2 separate regions of the Homo sapiens genome follow, and region 2 is linked to region 1. A link is an interaction called in ENCODE POLR2A ChIA-PET data of the cell type or tissue named here. Cell type or tissue: HepG2. All regions are shown on one strand. Links, peaks and the distances in the headings refer to the core of each region. The heading gives the core; the rest is flanking DNA. Region 1 overlaps RTN4RL1 (reticulon 4 receptor like 1). Region 2 overlaps RTN4RL1 (reticulon 4 receptor like 1).

Evidence for each region. ChIA-PET counts read pairs that join two places held together with the same protein. Peaks named below come from ENCODE experiments on the same cell type or tissue, not always from the same donor. Only the 100,000 strongest peaks of a DNase experiment are listed, where the experiment ranks them.
Region 2: POLR2A ChIA-PET joins it to region 1 with 10 read pairs; 2 of 35 experiments call an interaction of 5 or more read pairs at or near these places.

The regions. Positions count from the first base shown.
Region 1 is chr17:1,993,451-2,001,450 of GRCh38, forward strand. All of the region lies in intron 1 of RTN4RL1 (reticulon 4 receptor like 1), which reads right to left. Among named protein-coding and RNA genes, the nearest start is that of RTN4RL1-AS1, 20 kb to the right of the region's middle. RefSeq lists an enhancer at 6,535-7,045. In HepG2, for the core only: no CTCF peak of the experiment used is centred there; DNase peaks (open chromatin) are centred at 2,081, 4,031 and 4,731; H3K4me3 peaks cover 3,356 bases; H3K27me3 peaks cover 634 bases.
Region 2 is chr17:1,925,375-1,936,409 of GRCh38, forward strand. It overlaps RTN4RL1 (reticulon 4 receptor like 1), which reads right to left. Exons shown (of 2, transcript NM_178568.4): 2 at 9,303-11,035. Among named protein-coding and RNA genes, the nearest start is that of RTN4RL1-AS1, 87 kb to the right of the region's middle. RefSeq lists enhancers at 6,278-6,843, 6,844-7,408. In HepG2, for the core only: a CTCF peak has its summit at 6,564; a DNase peak (open chromatin) is centred at 6,907; H3K27me3 peaks cover 5,413 bases.

The DNA.
Region 1 (8,000 bases), core at 1-8,000:
TGTGAAATGGGCTAAGCACTTGTTCTAACAGGATTACTGTGAGGAGTAAGCAAAATAATGGATTATTTATGAGTTTTTTGTTTTGTTTTGTTTTTACAGACCTGCTTTATTCTTAAACTTATTTCGGCAGTTGAGATAATATATGTAAAGTGTCTGGCACATAGTAACGGTTCAATAAAGCATCCGTTCCCTTCCCCTACCCTTCCATCAGAGTGGTCATCTTTGAACCCAAGTCCCCCATTGCAAAGCACTGCCATTACTTGAAACAATTCTGGAACTTCCTCGTGAGAAAACTGGCTCAGTTGGTTAGGGTGCCATCGCGTTTTGAATCTCAAAAAAAAAAAAAATTCCGATAACAAAAACAAATCACATTCTGCAAATTGCTCAGCCCCTGTATTCACAACACACAGCTTCAAATTACTTTTGGCCTTTTCCAAAAAATCAAACCCACCCTCAAAGGTCAAGGATTCACCACTGCCAAGGCTATTAAGAGGAAAATGCTGTGAAATCTGAAGCAATTTCCCAAGAAGAACTCATCAAGTTTTAAGCAAGCACAGCAGAACTGGTAGAAAAACAAAGCCCCCCAGTCCCCACCCCCGGCTACGCTGAACCACCCCGTTCCTCAGGACACGTGCACTCGAACCTCGCCGCTCCGGGTCCCAATCTGTGGATTGCTTTCCCCAGTCTCTGGAGTAAGATCTCATTTTGCTGCCTCTGAGAAGAGTGTGCCCAGGTGGAATTCACAGGCGCTGGGAGCTTGAGGGGGAAGTGATGGGCAAGAGCTGGGGAGGACAAAGCGGCTTTCACTCCATCCCTTATGGGGATAGTGAGGAGGGAGTCCAGGGACAGGGGGCCAGCAACTAGATGCCTTGGGGGCACAGCCATGTCTCCCCTGTGCTGAGCCCACCGTGTTACAGAGGACCTACCAGCTCTCCCAGCCAGGGACACACTTGGTCCCTCCTCGGGCAAAAGCAGGGCGAGTACTGCCCAAGTCCTGAATATCCTCGGCCTCATCCCCTGATATTCTCAATTCTCAGGTCAGAAAATGCCAAGGGGCCTGCTCCATCCCCTTCCCACCAGCTTGCGAGCTTATCAAACCCACAATTTGGGAGAAGGTCCTGCCACTACCTAACTTCACAGAAGGCAGAGGACAATGAGTCTGAGTGAAGATGCTGGAGTCAGCCAGGCCTGGATTCCAATCCCAGCTCCGCCACTGACAGGCCCGGTGACCTCGGTCAACACAAGCAGGCTCTGCTGCCTCCCACCTCCAAGCCTCAGTTTCCTTCTCTAGGAAAGGGGATAATACACGCTTGCGTTGGGGGAAAGGTGGTTAAAAAGGAGGCTTATAAAGATTAAATGACGGCCAGGTGCAGTGGCTCATACCTGCATATAATCCCAGTACTTTGGGAAGCCGAGGTGGGAGGACTGCTTGAAGCCAGGAGTTCAAGACCAACCTGGCCAACATAGTAAGACCCCATCTCTAAAAAAAAAAAAAAATCATGAAATGAGATGACAGAGGCTGTCAACAGATGGCCAGAAATACTCCCAAGGCCCTGTGTCTGGAGCATGTGGTTCCCCTGTGCTTACAGGGGCCCTGGGACCATGCTCAGAGCCCACAGTGATGGAATGAGCCTCTCAGGCCCCAGCAGCCCACTGAGCTCTCACTGCAAAAGGTAGGCATGGGGCCGAGTGCAGGGGCTCACACCTGTAATCCCAGCACTTTGGGAGGCCAAGGGAGGCCAAGGCGGGTGGATCACCTGAGGACAGGAGTTTGAGACCGGCCTGGCCAACATGGTGAAACACCGTCTCTACTAAAAATACAAAAATTAGCCGGGCATGGTGGTAGGTGCCTGTAACCCCAGCTACTCGGGAAGCTGAGGCAGGAAAATCACTTAAACTCGGGAGGCGGAGGTTGCAGTGAGCCGAGATTGCGCCATTGCACTACAGCCTGGGTGACAAGAGTGAAACTCTGTCTCAAAAAAAAAAAAAAAAAAAAGATAGGCATGGCAGGGGAACCTCTACAGCCAGGAGGGCCTAAGCTTGGCTCTGGAAAGACCTTTGTCCTTTGCTCACTCTCCTCGTCCTTACAGGCTCATACCCCAGATGAGGGAGCTGACTCTCACTGTCGCCGGAAGTCCCACCTGCCAGAAGGCGTAGAACAACATGGTTCTGCCTGGCACTGCGTGCTGAAGAAATACCCCTGGATCATTATCATCCCCCTCAGATGGCTCGCTGCAAGATCTACCATCAAAGGTAAACAAGTCCTTATCTTCTTGCTAATTGGTTCGAATCGATTGACTTTATAAGTGGGTCTAATGTGCAACTGGTGAGAGATGGCCTATGTGCCGAGCAACCCATGCACTTAACTAGCTGTCGCTCAAGCACGGAACAAGGCATATTAACCCAAATTTCTCAGACCGCCTTCTCCTGAGAGGCTGCAGAGCCAGCGTCTCCCCTGTTGGGCTCATATTTGCTGGGTCAACAGGCCCGCTTAGAGGCACCTGGATGCTGTTAGGCGGGTGGCGATAACACTGGTGTAGGTTCCTTGGCGAGGTGAGGGCGTGCTGAGCCTGTGACAAGCATCCCTGGGCCCTGCCCTGCCCTGGCTCAGGCTGCCTGGCAGGAGAAGGGACTGAATCCCAAGTGTTGGCAGGGGAGGAGCAGGAAGGCAATTTTCCCGGTACTCTCATCATCTGCCTTCCATGTGCCTTTTGATGTGTTTCCTTACTCGGCTTTCTCCCAGGAAAGCTTGAATCTGTCTCATTGAACCCATCTCTGAGGCCAGGTCACTGCTGCTTTCCAGGTGAGAGCTGATGTTCAGTCTTTTATCACTGCCAGTGTCTGAAATAGTCCAGAAACTGGTAAAGACAACAGACACCAGGAGATGACCTAAAAATCTTGGGCAGAGTACGGGTGAACAGCAGCTCTCCCCACCTCCCCTCCCCCCCGGCCCAAGGTCCCCCTGCAGAGGGCTGGCTGCTGCCCTCCCCCTGAGAAGCGGCCAGCTACCCCCAACTTTTTTCTGCTCTATTAATAAACCTCAGCTGAGATCCTTGTGACCCCCCTCTTCCGGATGTGATCCTCGCTGCCTTGCCTTATCAGCCTTGCTTTTCACAAGCTCTTAAATTCATGAGAAAAGGGAAAAAGTGAAATCAGATAGAAATGCAGGTCTGTTTGCTGTTTTCTCCAATGAAATGGTTCTGGGTAAACAGCAGACGCCTTTGATGAAATCCCAGCAGGCTTAAACAATAAAGCTGGTTACAAACTCAATCTGGCGGAGATATCAGATCTGAAATTGTTTCAAAAAACATGTCAACATTTTCTAATGCTCCTAAAAAAAACCTTCCTGGGCTGCCCACTGTGGAGTCTGGGTCTCGGAGACAGGACGGGGGCCACCCCAGCCTCTGCCCAGGCCAGCTGGGACTCTGTGCACAAAGAACCCAGGAGCAGGCTATTCCTGGTTGCTGGGGGCCCTGCCAGCTGCAGATGTGTAAATGGCCACTTCAGTCATAACCCAAGCCAGGCAGGGGACCAGCCACCCTTGTGTACACCACTGCACCATCCCCCGCAACCAACCTGGCCTCCCCGCCTTCCCCCTTAACTATCTTCCATTCTCCACACTGCAGCCAGCAGAGGCTTTTAAAAATGTAAATCAGATCATGTCATTCCTTTGCTTAAAACCTCTAATGCATTCACACTGCACTTAGAACAAAATCCAAACTCCTCCGTGGCCCACGAGACCTTCAGGGATCTGCCGCTCACTACCTGCTTCTTCACTCACGACAATCAACCTCACTGGCCTTCCTCGCAAATTATTTCCTGCCTCTGGGCCTTTGCACTTCCTACAGACTTTGTCTGGGATGCTTTTTCCCCAACCCATCGTCCTCAGCCAGCTCCAGGACCAGCCCAGCTGATGTGGCTCCTCTCCCGGCCAAGTACAATATCACATTAACAGTTTTATTCTCTACACTGAGTCCAACCACGATCTGAAATCATCGCATGTGTTTACTTATTAACTGTCGCTCTCTGGAATGCGATCCCTCTGCAGGTCTGAACTTGTCTGTCTGGTAGTCGACAAGTATGACTGGCCCATAGTAGGTGCTCAATCATAAACCACTGCATGAATGAGCAGTGAGGATGTCACCGTCCCCTCTAGGTATTCCCCAGGCAATGCCCAGGAAATCGGGAGCACCACCAGCACACTAAGGTATCCTACTCCAAGGTACAGGAACACCTCGCCAGCCTCCCTCTAGGGCACCCCTAGCTGCCCCTGCCCCACCCAGGCCTCATCCAAGCCCCTGCTGGCTTTAAACCACTAGGACTCGGAGGTCAGGCCTGAGCCGGGGCTGGGAGGTCCCCGCCCCCTTCACAGCCCTCCTACTCGGGCCTGCATCCCCGCAGACCCCCGACCCCAGCTGACGCCCTCTGAGAAGGGAGGTGACAAGGGCAGGCCGGCAGGGGCCGGCGCGCTCCTCGCAGGCCTTCTGGGGAAAGCGTGGGCGCAGGTGCCTTCGGTTGGGCTCCTGGGTCTGGGGCCTGGGGGCGGGCAGCGATGTCCCCCTCAGGGTGCCGGGCGCCCCACCCCCACCCCCGCCTCCGCCCCAGGCCGCGATCGATCCCGGCCTCTCCCGGCCTCATTACCGAGGGAGAGCTGCCGGGGCTGGCAGGGGAGCCAGACGGCGGCGGAGGGGGCGGGGAGGCCTCCTTGGCTCCCTGGCCCGGATTAAATATTTACTATGTTTTGTTTGGCCTTTGGGGGAGGGGCGGGGAGGGCTGTCGCATTGATCCGGAGCTGCAGGGCGAGGGCGGTGCCCAGACCCGGCGCCCCAAGGCCTCCCGCAGGCCGACCCGAGCCGAGCGCGCCCTTTGGGCACCGGCCCCGCCCGGGAGGGTCTTCTCGCTCTAGAGCCGGGGGCCCGCGCTGAGAGATCGGGGTTACCGCGCGGGGAGCCGCGGCCGCGCTGGGATCCGTTCCCTCTCGCGGGAGCCGCCGGCCGGGGATCTGCGCACCCCACGCGCCCCGCTCGGGTCGGGCCTCCCCTCCCCGCGGCTGCCCCCGGGCCGGCCACCGCTGCCCAGCGCGCAGGTCCCTGCCGGATCCCCGGCGGCTTTCCTGCCCCCACTTTACAGACGTGAACGCTGAGGCGGAGGGTGGGGGACGTGGGGCCGGCTCGCCTCCTCCTGGGCTCGCCGGGATGTGGCCTCCGAGGTCGCCGCGGCGCTTTCCTGCCCAAGCTGGCGCTGCCGGAGCGCCCGGGCCCCGCTCCCCTCACGGGCCTCGCAGCACAGACGGGGACAGGGGCGGCCTCGCGCGCACGGGGACCCCGGGGTGGGGGTGGGGGTGGGGCTCTGCGAGGGCCCTAAAAACGCTGGGGACGCGGGTTTGACGCACTTTCCCGGCAGCCGAAGACGACCCCGGAGCCCCTTTATTCTCTACGCGCTCATCCCACGCGCAGAACAGACACAGGCCCTGCCCTCACCGAGGGTTCCAGTCGGCTGTGCACAACTGAAGAGCTGCTCCCCCTTCCCTGCACGATGCCATCCTCTCACACACAGGGCGGGGACCACTCCACAGCCCCTTACAGCGATGTTCACTCGCCCCAGAGAGCTGCTCACGCCAGTCTACACCAGACACATGCGCGATCACACACACACACACACACACACGCTGCACTGAATGTGTGCTCATCATACACACACACACACACACACACCGGCCGGGCGCGGTGGCTCACGGCTGTAATCTCAGCACTTTGGGAGGCGGAGGCGGGCGGATCACGAGATCAAGAGTTGGAGACCATCCTGGCCAACATGGTGAAACCCCGTCTCTACCAAGAATACAAAAATTAGCCGGGCGTGGTGGCGCGCGCCTGTGATCCCAGCTACTCGGGAGGCTGAGGCAGGAGAATCACTTGAACCCGGGAGGAGGAGATTGCAGTGAACCGAGATCGCGCCACTGCACTCCAGCCTGAGCAACAGAGCAAGACTCCGTCTCGAAAAAAATAAAACACACACACACACACACACATGAACTGCCCCATCCCTATCCACGTATGTGCACATGCAGCTCCCAACACCCATACACAAAGAGCTGTTCACCCACTGCCACCCTGTACATGTCGGTGTACACACAAGCACACACGTACACAGAACATCCAGCCTCTTCTTCCTGTCCCTGCACACATGCACAAATACACACTGCAGTGCCCACTCCCTATACATGCCCCCCCCACACACACACGCACAGGCACACACACTCTTGCGTGCTGACTGCAGGCGGCTGGGGAAGAGCTGCAGCCTCCAGCCCTGCTCCTATTTAAAGAGAGGCATTGCTGGAAAAGGAACAAAAGCAAAGCTGGCTATAAATAGCCACCTCCCTCCCGGCTTTTCCTGCCCTCCGGCCTCACGGCCTTGCCTCTTCTCGCCTCTCCTCTCCTGTCTAGGGCCCAGAGCAGCTGGGGCAGGCCTGTCCCCAGGGGGGCAGGCAGTGGGGCCCTGGAGGCCAGGTGGCCAAGTGCTGACCACTGGGCAGGCCAGGGTCCCTGGGCCTGGATGGGTGCAGGGGCACAGGCCGGCCATCTGCAGCCAGCCCTGTGTGCATGTACCCAGCACAGAGGGAGGGAAGCCTGCCTGGGCCAGGGCTGCTGCCTCAGCAGAACTGCAAAGGCTGACAGCTGTGTCAGGGAGAAGGCGTGTCTGCCAAGTAGCAGCCACCGCTGCCCCAGGTGTCCCTACCCAGCCCGGCCAGGCCTTTCCTAGTTTGCTTCCTGGGTTGGCTCCTGGAGCCCAGAGCCAAGGATATTGGGTGCCTTGTTAGGAAGCAGGATGGGGCAGAGGAAGGAATGTCAGGACGGGAGGCAGGGAAGGGACACAAAGTCCTACTTTGGGTTCCAGTTTTTGTTTGTTTGTTTGTTTAAGATGGAGTCTCTCTCTGCCGCCCAGGCTGGAGTGCAGCGGCATGGTCTCGGTGCTACCTCCACCTCCTGGGTTCTAGCGATTCTCAAGTCTCAGCCTCCCGAGTAACTGGGATTACAAGCACATGCCACCATGTCCAGCTAATTTTAGTATTTTATTTATTTATTTATTTATTTTGAGACTGATTTTCGCTTTTCTTGCCCAGGCTGGTGTGCAATGGTGCGATCTCGGCTCACCTCCGTCTCCCAGGTTCAAGTCATTCTCCTGCCTCAGCCTCCTGAGTAGCTGGGATTACAGGGGCGTGCCACCACGTCTGGCTAATTTTTGTATTTTTAGTAGAGATGGGGTTTCGCCATGTTGGCCAGGCTGGTCTTGAACTCCTGACCTCAGGTGATCCGCCCAGCTCAGCCTCCCGAAGTACGGGGATTACAGGGGTGCGCCACTGCAGCTGGCAGGGTTCTGGTTCTATTACCTACGGGTCCAGCAGCCTTGGGCAAGGCTCCAAATCATGCCACCCAGCCTCACCTTCAGCCCCTCTTGGAGGGATGGTGGGAATACTGCATGGAAACAGCTGTGGCTCGCAGGCCTTTGTGAGCTGTGGAGGGTCATGGAATAGGAGACGTGACAGGCTGCCCTCTGTGTCTGAGAATCACTTGATAAAGATAACAATAATAATGTTTTTCATTTACTTTTTTTTTTTTTGTAGTGATGGGGTCTCACTATGTTGCCCAGGCTGGCATTGAACTCCTGGGTTCAAGTCATCCTCCCCTCTCAGCCTCCCAAAGTGCTGGGATTACAGGTGTGAGCCACCACGCCTGGCCTTTCATTTACTTTGTATTTTCCATGTGCCAGACACTGGACTATGTTTAGCTTATTTGATCCTCTGGGTTTTTTTTTGAGATGGAGTCTCACTCTGTTGCCCAGGCTGGAGTGCAGTGGTGTGATCTGGGCTCACTGCAAGCTCCGCCTCCGGGTTCACACCATTCTCCTGCCTCAGCCTCCCGAGTAGCTGGGACTACAGGCGCCCGTCACCATGCCCTGCTAATTTCTTTTCGTACTTTTAGTAGAGACGGGGTTTCACCATG
Region 2 (11,035 bases), core at 2,558-10,557, 66 kb before region 1:
TCTAAAGTGTCCTTCCTCCTTGGCCTCCCAAAGCATTGGGATTACAGGTGTCAGCCACCACACCCAGCCCAGAATGTACCTATTTTTTATTTATTTTTATTTTTAGTTTTTTTTTGAGACAGAGTTTCACTCTGTCGCCGAGGCTGGAGTGCAGTGGCGCGATCTTGGCTCACTGCAACCTCCACCCTCCGGGTTCAAACGATTCTCCTTCCTCAGCCTCCTGAGTAGCTGGGACTACAGGCGCCTGCCACTGCGCCCAGCTAATTTTTTGTATTTTTAGTAGAGAGGGGGTTTCACCATCTTGGCCTGGCTGGTCTTGAACTCCTGACCACGTGATCCACCCGCCTCAGCCTCCCAACGTGCTGGGATTACAGGCATGAACCACCACACCCAGCCATTTTTTGTATTTTTTGTAGAGACGGAGTCTTGCTATGTTGTCCAGGCTGGTCTTGAGCTCCTGACTCCAAGAGATCCTCCTGCCTTGGCCTCTCAAAGTGCTGGGATTCCAGGCGTCCACTATCTTCCTTTACTTTGTGGAAGGAATTCCCTGTGGCAGCCTCGTGGTACCCTGTAGGAAGAAGGATGATGGGGCCAGGTCTTCTTTCTCTGCCCAGACTACAGGAGTCGGTCACACTGAACATGGGGTCTTTTCAGAAATGAGGATTCAGCTACACCTGTCAAGAAACTGGGGCCACCACCTTGGCCAGTTTGGGAGTTTTCTGTTTGTTTGTTTTTTGAGACGGAGTCTCGCTCTGTCGCCCAGGCTGGAGTGCAGTGGCGCGATCTCAGCTCACTGCAGCCTCTGCCTCCTGGGTTCACGCCATTCCCCTGCCTCAGCCTCCCGAGTAGCTGGGACTACAGGCGCCCGCCACCACGCCCGGCTAATTTTTTGTATTTTTAGTAGAGATGGGGTTTCACCGTGTTAGCCAGGATGGTCTCGATCTCCTGACCTTGTGATCCGCCCGCCTCGGCCTCCCAAAGTGCTGGGATTACAGGCGTGAGCCACCGCGCCCGGCCCAGTTTGGGAGTTTTCTGCCACTGCCCCCTTTTCGTGGTGGGAAGGAAGACAGATGGGAGGGAGCTCTTGGCAGCTCCCTCAGTGACCGGGTGGGCAATCCCAGTCACCTAGTTTGGGATGAGGGGTCAGGACAGCAGAAAGATCTAGGAAAGTCAGGAAGACGGACCTTCTGACTTTCTCTCCAAGGCTTTTTGCACATCAGCTCTTCTGAGCTTGAAGTTCCTGGGAATGAAAAGGAAGATTCCCCCAGACTGGTCCCATCTTAGCCTTAAGGCGCGCAGGATGGGCTCTCCGCCACTTGGATTTCTTCCTCTTGGGCAAAAGGAAGAACAGGGCTGAGCTGAGGAAGAGCTCCGCTCTTGGACTCAGAAGCACAGGTCTGAATAACTAGAAGGACCATTTCTTTCTCTGTAAAGTGAGGATTATAATCCCTTCTCCACACAGGAGGCACTTCTCAGTTGTGTCTGGGAGGGGACTTTAAAAATCTGAAATACGGGCGGGGCGCGGTGGCTCACGCCTGTGATCCCAGCACTTTGGGAGGCCAAGGTGGGCGGATCACCTGAGGTCAGGAGTTCGAGACCAGCCTGGCCAACATAGTGAAACCCCATCTCTACTAAAAATACAGAAATTAGACGGGCGTGGTGGTGCTCACCTGTAATCCCAGCTACTCGGGAGGCTGAGGCAGGAGAATTTCGCTCGAACCCGGGAGCCGGAGGGGTTGCAGTGAACCGAGATCACACCACTGTACTCCAGCCTGGACGACAGAATGAGACTCCATTTTAAAAAAAAAAGAAAGAAGGAAAGAAATGAAGCCACTTTGAGCGTGAAGGGGGAGTGGGCAAAAGGAGGCAGCTTCCATGGTGGCCTCTGGGGAGCCTGAGACCAAGCACTGGGCCTAGCATGAGGTTGGCTGGGGAGGAGAGAGGAGCTCGTGCCGCAGCGGGAGTGGTCACAGGAAGATCCCTCCCCAAGGGGTCCCTGTGAGGCCAGAGGGATGCTCATTTTTGGGGTGGTGTGGAGTGAGTGAGGAAGGAAGGAGGGAGATCAAGTTTGAGGCTGGGGGCAGCCAGCAGGCTTGGAGGTCCCAGCAGCTGTACCCTGGCAGTTTGCAGCCGGGACGTCTCTAAAGCACCTTCTAACTAGAATACCCGACCTCTGCCCGTCTCCCCTCAGTAGGCATGATGCCAAGTGGGAGCCGCTCAAGGTGGCTTTCAGCCTCTTTCCTTTTTCTTTTCTTTGCTTTTTACTTTGTTTTAATATTTTTAGTCTGCTTGCTAAGGACCTTTTTTTTTTTTTTTCTGAGATGGAGTCTTGCTCTCTTGCCCAGGCTGGAGCGCAATGGCACGATCTCAGCTCACTGCAACCTCCGCCTCCCGCATTCAAATGATTCTCCTGCCTCAGCCTCCCAAGTAGCTGGGATTACAGGCGCACGCCACCACGTCCGGCTAATTTTTGCATTTTTAGTAGAGACAGGGTTTCACCATGTTGGCCAGGCTGGTCTCAAACCGCTGACCTCGCGATCCGCCTGCCTCAGCCTCCCAAAGTGCTGGGATTACAGGCATGAGCCACAGTGCCTGGCCAATGAACTTTTTTTTTTTTTGAGACAGGGTTTTGCTGTGTCACCCAGGCTGGCGTGCAGTGGTGTGATCACGACTCTCTGCAGCCTCAAACTCCTGGGCTGGAGCCATCCTCCTGCCTCAGCCTCCTGAGTAGCTGGGACTACAAGCACGTGTCACCACGCCCACCTAATTTTTATATTTTTCATAGAGATGGTATCTCACTATGTTGTCCAGGCTGGTCTTGAACTATGTTGTCCAGGCTGGTCTTGAACTTCTGGCCTCAAGCAGTCCTCCCACCTTGGCCTCCCGAAGTGTTGGGATTACGGGCGTTAGCCACTGTGCCAGTCCTGAGCCTCCTTTCTGAGTGCTCTGGTCACAGGCGAGGAGGCCAGCCTGGGAGTAGCTCCTGGAAAGGGGGCTGGTGCGGAAATTCAGAAGAGCCTGTACCTTAGACTCCCAAAGTGCCAGACACCCGGTGGCACTTTAAATGTCGCAGATAAAACAGTGAGAGACTCTCCTGGCAACAAGCGAGATGAGGGGCCAGGGACCTCAGGGCCTCCGAGGCTCAGATTTGAGATAAAGAATAAAAACATCACAGGACGAGGTGGCTCACGCCTGTAATCCCAGCACTTTGGGAGGCTGAAGTGGGCGGATCACGAGGTCAGGAGTTTGAGACCATCCTGGCCAACACTGTGAAACCCCGTCTCTAATAAAAATACAAAAATTAGCCGGGCGTGGTGGTGGGCGCTTGTAGTCCCAGCTACTCGGGAGGTTGAGGCCGGAGAATTGCTTGAAACCGGGAGGTGGAGGTCCAGTGAGCCGAGATCACGCCACAGCACTCCAGCCTGGGTAACAAGAGTGAAACTCCGTCTCAAAAACAAACAAACAAAAAACAAAAACAACTTGGGGACCCCGTGGTCCCTGGTACAGGGGAGAATGTCAGTGCACCCCAGCCCGCAGGGGGAGTACAGACCCTCCAAGCTCACACTGGACAGGCGAGGCATCGGGTGGGACTAGGGGCTTCCTGCCCTCGACGCCTCCACCCACTCCAAGTCAGATAAACTCCTTTAGGGCCAGGGCTCAGTGGGAAATGCCGCCACTCAGGGCGCAGCCCAGAATCTGCCCACTTATCACACAAGCGTCTGTGTCCCTGACAGATGGCCACCAGCCTGCGTGGAGGGCGGGGCTCAGCCCCACTCTTCACTCTTCCTGAGTGACAGCTGCGTGACAGACTCTGCTGCCTCTCTCCTGACAACTACCATGGCAATTAGATAAAGAGGGATTTGGTTTTCTGCCACTGCCTCCTTGGCTGGTATGTCAGCTGCACATGGGGAGGCCCTCGTGTTCACCCGGCAGTCCCAGCGCTGGCCGGGGCCTTGCACATGGCCAGGGCTCAAATCTGTTTTGTTTTGTTTCTTTTCTTTTCTTTTCTTTTTTTTTTTTTTTTGAGATGGAGTCTCACTCTGTCGCCCAGGCTGGAGTGTAGTGGCGCGATCTTGGCTCATTGCAAGCTCCGCCTCCCGTGTTCACGCCATTCTCCTGCCTCAGCCTCCTGAGTAGCTGGGACTACAGGCGCCTGCCACCACGCCCAGCTAATGTTTGTATTTTTAGTAGAGACGGGGTTTCACCATGTTTGCCAGGATGGTCTCAATTTCTTGACCTTGTGATCTGCCCGCCTCGGCCTCCCAAAGTGCTGGGATTACAGGCATGAGCCACCACGCCTGGCCCGAATCTATTGACTATGTGAATGTCCCACACTAGGCTGCATGAGACTGCACAAGGGAGAGAGGCAGGACGCCGTGCCAGAGAGGCATGTGCACGTGTGTGTGCAAAAGCCTCTCCCTAACGCGGCGCCCGTCTGCATATTTTCCTCCTTCTGCCTGTTTGGCTATACGGCTGCCCCGCAGAGCTGTGCCCTCTCTCTCCAAGTGAGACTGTACATGTGCATCCTTTGGGGTCTTGCTTAGAGACCACCTTCCCCTGCCCATCCAGTCCATGCTATTGTTTCCTCTGTGGGTTTGTCCCCCCGGCCTCTCATCACTGAGCAAGTCTTACGTGGCAATTATCCCTCCAATCTCTCTGGCTGGAGTGGCGCGTGGCCACCTGGATGCTGCCACTCAGAGGGCATTCTTGTCTTGCCAGGGACTGTCCCCAAAGCAGTACCGGGGGTGGGGAGAGGAGACACGAAGCCTGGTGCCTCCTCCCAACCTCCTACCTGTGTAGGCCTCCAGCACTTGTGTTTCCTTCTTCCTTAGAGTCGGTCTCCTGGGAAATGGTGCTTACAGAGATGGAAGAGTTTAATACATCTCTTGCTTCCTCTCTCTTTTCCGAGGCCCTCAGAGGGAGCTGCAGAAGCAGTGGCTGGCGGGGGCTCTGAGGCGCCTGGGTGAGGGAGGAGGGGGGTGGCGTGGAGCCTCAGCCAATTTGGAAAGCACTGTGACCCAAGCACATCTTGCAGCAGCAATGTCAAATTCTGCCGTTCAGGCATGCCATTAGTGTGCACGCTGCCACACAGGAATCGGTGACACAAAGGCACATCCTTCCCCACCCTCCTGGAGCTTAGAAACTAACGGCTCTAATGAGAAATGAGGGCAGAGAGGAGAGAGATGGGGGCGGGCCCCCTCCTTGTGGGCTGGCGCTGGTGTCAGAGGAGGCTGACCCACTTCTTGTGGTGGTGAGGGGCCTTGGCGGCCAGCCCACTGAAATGCCACTTAAACCAGCCGCTGCTCCCTGCACGAGGGTCTCCTTTGTCCAAACCCCTCACTCGGCGCTCTTGGAGAGAGCCCTGTCCCCCTGGTAGTACAGCTACTCTCTCTGCCTCGCTTCCTTTTCTCCCCCAGGGTCCCTTCACCTCATGGGCTCTTCAGGGCCCAGACTCCCCTGCCTTCAGCAGCCCTCTCTGGAGAGACCGGCAGGACCGCGCGAGGGAGGGTGCTCAGGTGGCCATGCGACGCGCCGAGCCTCTCTTCTTTTCCCGGCTTTTTGATTGTGCCGTGAGTTATTTAGCCAACAATAGATGTTTATGTATTTTTTTAGAGCTCATATTTATTAACAGCCTGGGAAGGAGGAGACCGGGAGATTTATACGGAAAGCACGGTGAGTTAAAAGGGACAATTAGAGGAGCAGAAAGATACCGAGCATAGAATTCTAAAGGATATTTTAACGCACAATCAAAGGTTCTTGAGATATTTTCCAAGTAGACAGAAGGTAAAAGAAAATTGGCCCATTACGAGCTGATAGTGGGGGATTGGTGATGGGGATGGAGTCGCGGCTGATGGCTGAACTCCTGCTTAGAGGAAAGTGAAGTTAGAGGGCAAGGCGGGGAGCTGAACCGGGTCAGGAGGCTTCAGAACGGGGGCTGGAAGGGACTCCATCAAAGCATGCACCCACCCCTCCTCAAAGAATGAACACCAGCCAGGTGCGCTGGCCCAGCCTGTAATCCCAGCACTTTGGGAGGCCGAGGTGGGCGGATCTCTTGAGGTCAGGAGTTCGAGACCAGCCTGGCCAACATGGTGAAACCCTATCTCTACTAAAAAGTTAAAAAATTAGCTGGGCGTGGTGGCTCGCACCTACAATCCCAGCACTTTGGGAGGCTGAGGCAAGTGGATCCCATGAGGTCAGGAGTTCGAGACTAGCCTGGCCAATGTAGAGAAAACCCATCTCTATTAAAAATACAAAAATTAGCCGTGCACGGTGGCTTGCTCCTGTAATCCCAGGTTCTTGGGAGGCTGAGACAGGAGAATCGCTTGAACCCGGGAGGTGGAGGTTGCAGTGAGCCAAGATCGCGCCACTGCACTCCATCCTGGGCGACAGAGCAAGACTCTGTCTCAAAAAATAAATAAATAAATAAATAATAAAACAATTAGCCTGGTATGGTGGTGTGTCCCTGTAGTCCCAGCTAATCAGGAGGCTGAGGCAGGAGGATTGTTTGAGCCTCAGGAGGCTACAAATAAACGCAGAGAAAGACTGCCTCCCTAGGTCAGCATAGAGTAGGACAAATAAACGCAGAGAAAGACTGCCTCCCTAGGTCAGCATAGAGTAGGGCCCGGAGGAGCTGGGTCCCTGGCAGAGAGGTGGGTCGGCTCATGGGCTGGTGGGGCCTGCCTGGGAAGCGGGCGTGCATGTCCAGGGGAATTTGCTGAGGGCTCGGTGGCTCCAGGGAGCCTCCGCAGCAAACTCCTTCCCTCTGACCCCAGTCCCTGCAGCTTGCCCTCCACGAGGCCTCCCGGGCTCTCCCGCTCCCCCCAACCTGCTCACAGGCCTTCCTGGAGCCCATTCACCGTGGCGGCAGAGCGCTGGTGATTAGCTGGGTGATGAGTAAACATTTGCTAAATGGGATTCTTGGCTTTTGCAAAGAACAGCCCCGGCAGGAGAGGAGGGGTGCGGTTGGTGGGAGGGGCTCTGGGGCTGGCTGATGGTCACAGCCCGCACAGGCAGAAGCGCCGGGGTGATCTGAGCTGCTCCGAAGTCAGGAGGGGCTGAGGGCGGCCGCGGCTGGGAAGCAGGGAGCGCAGGCCGTGGAATGCTTCCCAAGCTTGGAAGCAGCAGGTGTCTGGGAATGGGCCTGTGGCCCAGGCAGACTTCCAGCGAGCGCTCCAGCTTGCTGGCACCAGGGGAGGATCTGGCTGAGCCCAGGAGGCAAGTTTCCACCATGAAACCCACTGTTGAAGAACCGCGGCAAGGTTGCCACGGTCAGAAACCACGTGCCTATGGACAGGCTGGGGGGGGTGGGCGGGAGGACGACCAGGTCGGGGGGACCGCACAGCCCCTCCACTTCCACGGCAGAGTGGAGTCCCTGAGCAGAGTCCCCTGGGCCGCTCCCATACAGGGCGCGTCTCCCATGCCCTCAGCTGGGAGTGGTTTGTGGATACCCCAGACACAGTGCTGTTACCACCTCTAGCCCTACTCCCCACACTCTTCTCTGGGTGGCTCCTCATCCTCCAAGACTCATTGGAGTGTCACCTCTGCCTGGAAGCCCTCTCTGACTGCCCCCACCCAGCTGAGCTCCTCATTTTGGGGGCCGAGGGGTGCTACCACAAGCGCCAACTCCATACCAGTTGCGAATACTTGTTTCTACATCTAGGCTCTGAGCTCCTTTTGCCCCGAGCCACGTCTTCTCACGTTTATGTCCCCAGAGCCTGGCCAGTGGCTGGACACGGAGGTCCCTGATCAGCCCTTGTTGAATGAACTATGCAGAGCCAGCCAAGCTCTGGGGTCAGGGGAGGAGCTTGTGTGAAAGGCCTTAGAGACCACCAGTGGCCATCCAGCCCCTCCGACAGGGGTGGCTCTGTCCCCATCAGTCCACAGTGGAGGCCTTCAGTGGCCACCCAGCCCCTCCAACAGGGGTGGCTCTGTCCCCGTCAGTCCACAGTGGAGACCACCAGTGGCCACCCAGCCCCTCCAACAGGGGTGGCTCTGTCCCCATCAGTCCACAGTGGAGGCCTGTGTGGCAGGAGGGCTGGGAGGGAGAAGAGATGACTCCCTCTGGGGGTCCAGGGAAAGTGGGAAGATGGCAGCGGAGGGGTGGCCCCCGCCTCTGGGAAGACCACAGGAATCTGCATCTCCATGCCCTGAACCAGACGCAAGGGGCTGGAGCTGGCGAATAGAGAAGCTTTTGCCTCGCCCCTGACGCGTCCAGTTGCTTTGATGTTTGGGGCGATGGTGTCATCATAACTGCGTAGCATGAGCTGCTGAGTGACAACTGATGTCGTCTGCAACAGAGCTGCCTTGATTCCCCCTACCTCTTAGAGGAGAAAGCTGCTAAAAATACCTGGCGTCCTGGGCCCCCACTGCCTTGCCTCTAATAACAGTCGGCAACCAGAGACTGTGCTGTGCTTGACAGAAGCGGATCATTTATAAAACATTAGCATTTCTCGTACTGACATTTCACTTCCATATTACAGGACTTCCTAAGTCTTTTTTTAAAAAAAAAATTAATAAAGTGCTTAGACTCTTGATTTTCCCACTGAGGGCCTTGCTGTCTGAAGCTGGAAATGAAATCAACAACACAACAACATCCTTGGGTTCTAAGGGACAGCCAGGCCCTAGCACCTCGGCCTGGGTCAGAGCCTGCAGGCCACAGGGGAGCAGGTGCAGGCTGAGGATTCTTTGGTCTGCAGTCACTGGGCTCCCTTTAGTGAATGCCCCAAGCCTCATACTGAGGAGGATTTGTCCAGCCAGGCCTGAAAACACAGCCTTCCTCCCTCTATCCGGGGAACCCTCTCCTTTCTCTGAAGCCAGAGAGACGTGTGCAGTCTCCAAGCCCACCCACAGCTGTCCGGGTGGGTCCCTAGCCTCCTGGAAAACTCCTTGGGCCCCAGGTACTGACTGTTTCCTTGCAGCCGCCCGTCCCCACCAGCCGCCTGCCGGGCGCCCTGAGGATCAGTCACTTAGCCATTGCTCCGGAGACTCCCGGGAATAGGCCAGGAAGGACCCAGGACCAGCCTCCTCCGGGGAGAGCCACGGAGATGGTGCCGACCCGGGGCAGTCAGAATGTGGAAAGTGAATCATGATCTGTGCGGGCAAGGGAAGTGCCACGAAACGGAGCACCAGGGTGTGCGTGCTCTCATGTGTCCCGTGAATCAGTGCGCCCCTGCCCCCTGCGGCTCCTCCCGCCAACAAATGTGCTGTGTTCCCAGAGCTGTGCCCGGCCAGGCTCGCCCACCCACAGAAGCCCAGGATCTGCCACCTGTCGGGAATGCGGGGTTAGGAAATGAAAAACAGGGTTCTTGTCCAAGATCATTTATTGTTATTATTATTTTTCTCTCTTAATTGGATTCAGCGTTTCTGGCTCCTCACACACATCCTCTCTGGTGGGGGATTCAGGTTTGTGCAAAGCACAAAGGAGCTTGTACCCACCTGGGCCCCCGGCCAGCAGCACGGCCGGCTTTGATCGGAGCCCCTCTTCCCTGTCCGGGCTCGCCTGCCCCAGTCCCTGCTTCTGACCCCTGAGTCCGGCCTCCCGAGCCTCTGCCTGCACCCTGAGCATCCCCAGGACGGCTGGGAGGGCCAGGTCTTCCGTGATGCAGAAGTGCCTGAGATGGTTCATGAAATGCCCTCATTGTTCCCCTTCTGCTAAGGCCCCCGACGCCTCCCTCCTGCTGTCCCACACAGGGCCCTTGCTGGGTCACACACCAAACAGCCTCAAGGAAAAATTCAGCAGCTGAGCCGTGCGGGAGGCCTGGGCTCAAGCCCGGAGTCTCCTTGGCCCGTCCAGGCCGTCACTGACCAAACGCTAGGCTGACGACACGGTCCGACCCTTTGGACTAACACTGTGGATGCTGCCTGGCCTGCTGGTTTCCAGATCCCAAAGCCCCTTCCTTCCCCTTCTCCATCTCGCTCACCCTCGGGGCCTGGCTCCCTCATATACAATAAGCTGCTTCTCACTTCTCACCCTGAAGCCAACAGCTACGACAGCAGGGGTGACAGGGCGCTCCAGGGTGGCAGACAGGCTTGTGTTGCATATAAAAACAAGGTGATGCTCTAAATATCTAAGAATATTGGTCCCCCAAAGTGACTCTTGCTGCCTCCCCCTTCCTCACCGTCCCGCCGACACCTTGCCCCAGGCCCTTGGCAAGGCCAGGTCCCTTGGAGACTATCGTTGCCAGTTTGGGATTCTAGACAAAAATTCTATCACTTTGTTTTTGCTAGAAATCACCAATACAATCCTTAGTTCAGCAAATACAGTTTTCTGTATAGTTTATAAACATGAAAAGACGTACAGTTAGGTAACGGAGTGGGAGGGGGACTGTGCATTTGTGTATATATATATATATATATATATATATATATATATATATATATGTAGAGTGTGAATATATATAAGTGGACGTAGTTAGTTATAAAACTGCACCTTCTGTGAGAACCTCATTGCCCGGGATGAAGTTCTAGATTTCAGCCTCTGATGATCTTTCCTTTGGTAATTGGTTCTTGGACCCCAGCAGTTGGACCTGGGTCTGCCAGGGTTGCCTGAGACATCAGGAATGAGAGGCGCTACCCCCGAGGGAGGGGCTGAAGGTGGAGTAGGATAGAATTCAGGGCAGGGTGACTGGCCTCAGGCAAGAGCCAAGATGCCACCTGCTCGTGTGTGCCCAGACTGCTGGCCACCCAGCCTCGTGGGTGAGCCTCATTTGTTCTTCTCTGCGTCCTGCTTTCTCCAGGAACCACGGGGCCCTCCAGACCTCTCGGAACGATCGGGATTCCACAGAGCCCCGGTGCCGCCGTCGGGGGCAATTGTCCCACTGTTGCCAGTGGAGGATGCACTTGGAGTGCCTTTTCCCACCTTGCCAGAGTGGACACTGTCCGTGGGCGCTCTGCGGGGCTGGCTGGGACAGCCGGCTGAGAAGCGCCACCCCCTCCCGCCTAGGGCTGTACACTTTGGGTTTATAATCCACATGGCAGGGTCCAGACGTCCAGACAGCAGCCGAAGGCTCTACCAGCCTTTTCCTGAAACCCAGCA